Regions from separate parts of the Homo sapiens genome. Here region 2 is linked to region 1. A link is a loop called in an ENCODE intact Hi-C map of the cell type or tissue named here. Cell type or tissue: natural killer cell. All regions are shown on one strand. Each heading gives the region's core, and the rest is flanking DNA. Links, peaks and the distances in the headings are about the cores only. Region 1 holds the start of LOC105370785 (a long non-coding RNA gene). Region 2 overlaps FSIP1 (fibrous sheath interacting protein 1).

Region 1 (2,808 bases), core at 291-2,790:
GAGGGATTCTTGTTTATACACTTGCCTCAGATTTATGAGTTGAGAGGGGCTCCCCTTACTAGGCTGCTCTGTGGTATCACATTTTCAGATGCCGGATAGAGTGTGGAGGGGGCATGTTATGGTACCATGCTGCTGCCAGGTGCTCCCCCTCGAAAAAGGAGTTTAACTAACTCTTGTAAGCATCTGTCTGAAGACAATTAGTGTGAAAAGGCCCTAACTTTATAGTCTGGCTTCATTTTTTTTATTAGTTCTGGGCCCTGGACCATTCAATTTCTCTGAGGCTTAGTTTCCTTATCTGTTCAATGTGGAGAATGATTTTCCAATTTTCCCCACTAGGTAGTTGGAAGAGGTAAATGGAATAAATACTGTATGTGGTGCATAGTAGATGGTCCAGGGCTATCAGCCCTGTTCCCTCCATGCCCCACCCCCAGTGCAACTGACTAATGACCTGGGCTGGTCTGGATACCCACCTAATAAGGGACCCGCTGACAGGGAGGGAGGTGGACGGATTCATCTCTTTCTTAAAGTTTCTTGCTCTGTGTGAAAGGGAAACTATTTAAATGTGTCATTTAAGAGAGGGTATGCATCAAGCTATTTAGATTCTTCTGAATTTGGATTCAGTTCACTACACAGCTTTTTTGGTTTGCTCTCTAGATAATTTAACTTTCATAATTTGGATCATAGCACAACTTGGAACTTCTTATTCACAATATAGTATCCTTATTCTCAGCAGTAGCATGATTTCACGTTCAGATTGGCAAATGTAAAAGGACAGTTCACTGAGCAAATATATTAATATGGAGCTTCATGTTTATGTAATGACGTTGGGCTTTGTGTGCTCTACAGAATGTACAGGGGTAATTAGATATTTCAGATACGTGTCTAGACAGGGCAGAGCTTCAGGAGCACTTGCTCAACCCTGGGAAATGCTACAAGTCACCCATTTGTGACCAGAAAAAGCTCTCTGTGATTAACAAGTTAAATGTGGAGTTAACTGTATGGCACTAGATTTATACCCAAGAGGAAAATCAGATCTGATGAAATTTGTCAGGACTGACCATTTGTCGAACCAGACTAGGCCTAACTTTGCCCAGTGTGGCCTGATTTGAGGGTGCTCAAAGTGATATCTTTCAAATATCTTTCTATCATCCAGCTATGGGGCTTGGATTCTATTCTTAGAATCACCTCTTCAGGTTAAGTCATTCTGATTCAACGAGGCTCCTATAAAATGTGAGTTTGTTCCTTGAGAGAGTTGTACATTGACCTAGATTGCTTAGACTCAGGGACAGTAGTGAGGAAGCACACCTCAGGATTTGATGTGAGGGCAACAGGAAATGAGTAAACATTTGAAATAGAGTTTGCTTCCTGAGGAGGGTGTGCGCAGGCAGAGAGGGCTGAGGGGCAGCCTGAGGAGTAAGAGAAAAACTGACTAATGGGGCACGTGCCCCTGTGCGTGGAACATGGGATGAACCTGGCTTAGCTTCAGCCCTGCGCTTGAAGAGACTCACCTGGTGCCCTGACTGGGATTATTTTAACCAAATGTAAAAGTATCTAGAAGCCAGCCCCTTTCTGGTTACTTTGTGGTTACTGCATACAGTACTTTCTGATGCTGAAGACTTAATAGTGTCAGCCTTGAAGTGTAAACCTTCCGAGGGCGATGATAGATGATAGAGAATCACATGCCAATCTTTACCTCTTGGGTGCCCTCTCCCAGCATCTCATGGCCTCTGTAGCACCCCCTCCCCAGCGCCAGGAATCTACAAGAGTACACATGACAGCTTACTCATTGTGAATTGCTAGTTGTGAGATCGTCCATAAAGCTCCATTCCTGGTATCCAAGAGAGATCTTCAAAAGTAGGGGCCAGTTGAACTTGGAAAGTACAGGCTTCAGTGTACAGCTTCCAAGAGAGGCCATCTGGCTGCTGCTGCTGCTGCCAGCTTCCAGACGGAAGCTGAGATTTGCTATTGATGTTCCAGCATTGATTGAGCTCCTGCCTCGTCTGCATCAGGCATGGTCCTCGCAGCTTCACGCAGGTATTTCATGCTATTGCAAATTGTTGCTTGTTAGTATTCCTCCCAACTAGTTGTTTGGAGTCAGCTAGTTGTTAGTATTTTTACTCTACTGACTAGAAATCTGAGACTTTGAAAGGTTAAGTGATTTGCCCAATACCAAACAGCTGGGGAATGAGAGAGCCGGAATCTAAAGTTAGAAATGTCAGCCTCCCCCTGCTAACTTCTGCTGTTGGTAAGGGTATTTCCTCTCCCTCTGGGGCTTTCTATTGCTTTCAGAGAGAGAGTTTGCAAGCTGAAGGAACACTTAACTTGAGAGGCTTTCCCAAATGGAGTATAAAATGCCACGAGGAAATAACTTAAAGATAGGGTGCTGGAGATGCGTCTAAGATGTGAAGGAATGTCACACATGTGCATGGCTCACCTCGCACCTCATTTTGATTCCTCAGTGGCTTTTAGGGTCTTCTCCTGCCTCACTCCTTTTAGCCCCCTGGCCTGGTCTTACACTCTGCCCATCCAGAATGAAAGCAGGCCTCCTACGTCTTCGCAGTGGACATGCATTGGCACTGAACAACATGCCGTGACCTCTTTTATACCTCATGCTTGTCATTCTTTCTGTTTATCTCGACACTCCAACCTAAGCTGTGACCTTGGCTTTCTCTCCCTGGCTCCAATTCATATTCTCCCTCTAGTGGTGCTGCCTCTGGCTGCCCTAGGTAAATCCTAGGCCTCCAAAGGATTTTCTCCTTTGACTCTTGCCTTCTTGGACAGTACTCTGCTGCTCTCGTCCCAGATATG
Region 2 (2,808 bases), core at 213-2,712, 87 kb before region 1:
ATAATTATATTTGTGTGTGTGTATATATATGTGTGTGTGTGTATATCTATATCTGTATCTATATCTATCTATCTATCTATGTATATATCTATGTTAGAGTTTTTGACAAGAAACAGAAGGAATACCTAGCTTGGATTTCGAAGATAATTATATGAAGGGACTATTTATATAGATTTAAAGGAGCTAACAGTGGATGTTGGGACACCGAGAGACTAGCCACCGTGGATGGGGGAAGAAAAAGTGTGTGGGAGCTCAGCAAGAGCTGGAATTGTGGGAGAAGAACTGGCCATCTGAAGTTGTAATAATAGAGGACATGGGCAAAGGGTTAGCCAACCCCAGCCCCCTCAGCGTGAGCGCTTGAGCGGTAATTAGTTTCCTAACTCTGTTTCCTTGGCAATCTGAGAAAAGTTGGCATGCTGAATATGTTAGGAGGCGACTTTGCTTATGCTTAAAATGATCCCTGGATTGGGAGAATTATAAAGACCTGATGGAGAAGCTGTATTTTGGCCATCTCTGACTGCAGTGATTCTTGTGGCTGGGCACGTTTCTTGCTGGGTCCTTGGACTCGGTGTGCCTATGGGGCCATTTCAAGAGATAATGGCTCCTGTAGGATATGAGGATTTTAAGACAGTCAGCTTATAGCTGTTTTGCTCTTTATACCTATATTGTTTTGGCATGGACTGTAGCAAACACTCCCATTGAAAAGGGATACCTGATACTGGCCTGCTGTGTTTCCTGTCTTATAACCTTCTGAGTAGAGTGGCTCTAAGTGTGTCCTCTGTTAGTCTTTGAGCATGAATATGCAGTTGAATCTAAGAAAACTCAGCACATCTCAGGGATACATCACTGCCCAAACTGTGATGCAAAAGCATTAGGGGAAGGGGAAAAAATACCCTAAGCTCTCTCTCCTTCTGTCCTGTACTCTCCCCTCACTTTGACTAAACCTAACCAGAAGATGGAGCTCAAGGAGAAACACTCTGATTGTCCCAGCTGTGGCAGGTGCTCACCATAGTTTATCATACTCTATTGATGGACATCTGGGCTGTTTTCAGTTTTTAGCTGCCATGAACATTTGTGTACAAGGCTTTAGTTATATATTTTAATTTCTTTTTGATAAATTCATAGGAGTTGAATTTTTGGATCACATGATCGACAAACATTTAACTTTTTAAGAAATGGCCTGTTTTGGCGTGGTGGCTCACACCTGTAATCCCAGCACTTTGGAGGCCAAGGTGGGTGGATCACAAGGTCAAGAGATTGAGACCATCCTGGCCAACATGGTGAAACCCTGTCTCTACTAAAAATACAAAAATTAGCCAGGCATGGTGGTGCATGCCTGTAATCTCAGCTACTCAGGAGGCTGAGGCAGGAGAATCGCTTGAACCCGGGAGGCAGAGGTTGCCGGGAGCCAGGATTGCGCCACTGCACTCCAGCCTGGCAACAGAGCGAGACTCCGTCTCAAAAAAAAAAAAAAAAAAAAAGACATGGCCTGTTTTTCAAAGTGGTTGTACCTTTGTATAGTCCTGCAAACAATGTAAGAGAGTCCCTGTTGTTTCACACATTTCCAACATTTGGTGTTCACAGTTTTTTTCATCTGGGCCATGCTAGTGGCTGTGTAGTAGTGTCTCATTGTGGTTTAATTGCATTTCCCCAGTGACTAATGATGTTGAGGAGGTTTTCATGTTCTTATTTGTCATGCACATAGCTTTTATGAAGTATCTGTGCAAGTCTTTATAGAATTTGATTGTCATTTGATTAATTATTATTGTCTATTTGATTATTTTTATTATCGAGTTGTAGGAGTTCCTTACATATTCTGGATACAAGTCCTCTGTCAGATTTGTGTGTTATGATCATTTTCTCTCAGTTGGTGGTTTGTTCATTTTCACAGTGGTGGTTTTGATTAAGCAACATTTAAAAATGTTGTTAAGTGCAACTTATAATTTTTTTCTTTCTGTGCCTTCTCTTTGCTTGCCCCAAGATTTAGAAAAAATCATAGTTGTAGATTATTAAAATAATTTCAATTTAAAAATGAAATCCGGGGTGTTTTGCAGATTACCATGTGTCCTACTTCATAGCTGGTGTATCTTCATGAAAGTTTATAAAATGCTGACTGCTTAGCATTGCAAAGAGACCTTGATACCATTTTTTCCAAACTTCCCCCTAACATTAGATTTCCTTTAAAAAATATTTCTGATAATAATTCAGCCTCTAGATGTGTATTAGTCTGTTCTTTCACTGCTATAAAGAAATACCTGAGAATGGGTAATTTATAAAGAAAAGAGGTTTAATTGGCTCGCGGTTCTGCAGGCTGTACAGGAGGCACAGCAGCTTCTGCTTTTGGGGAGGCCTCAGGAAACTTACAATCATGGCAGAAGGTGAAGGGGAAGCAGGCACTTCTTACATGGCCAGAGCAAGAGGAAGAGAGAGAGAAGAGGGAGGTGCTACACACTTGTAAACAACCAGACCTCATGGTAACTCATTCACTCACAATCATGAGAGCAGTACTGAGGGATGGTGCTAACCCATTCATGAGAACTCCACCCCCATGACCCAATCACCTCCCACCAGGCGCCACCTCCAACACTGGGGGTTACAATTCGACATGAGATTTGGTAGGGACAGAGATCCAAACGATATCAGGATGCTTCTAGAGATTGAAAGCTACCAGAAGTGAGAAATGAAGCCAAATATAAAATAATCACTTCTTGAAATTGACGCACTCTTAATAATTTGCTTGGTAGAACTGTATACAATAAGAATTTTACTGAAATTCATTGCTAGTTTGATGAAAGTTTCGAAAACCCA

What was found. Peaks named below come from ENCODE experiments on the same cell type or tissue, not always from the same donor. Only the 100,000 strongest peaks of a DNase experiment are listed, where the experiment ranks them.
Region 2: it touches region 1 in a loop (6-fold over the local background); 1 of 110 quality-filtered maps calls a loop at or near these places.

The regions. Positions count from the first base shown.
Region 1 is chr15:39,628,143-39,630,950 of GRCh38, reverse strand. The region is part of intron 10 of FSIP1 (fibrous sheath interacting protein 1); the gene reads left to right. It overlaps LOC105370785 (a long non-coding RNA gene), which reads right to left and starts at 2,523. Exons shown (of 3, transcript XR_932156.3): 1 at 2,435-2,523; 2 at 1,784-2,044. In natural killer cell, for the core only: no CTCF peak of the experiment used is centred there; a DNase peak (open chromatin) is centred at 1,390; H3K27ac peaks cover 2,500 bases.
Region 2 is chr15:39,715,486-39,718,293 of GRCh38, reverse strand. The region is part of intron 9 of FSIP1 (fibrous sheath interacting protein 1); the gene reads left to right. Among named protein-coding and RNA genes, the nearest start is that of FSIP1, 66 kb to the left of the region's middle. In natural killer cell, for the core only: no CTCF peak of the experiment used is centred there; no DNase peak of the experiment used is centred there.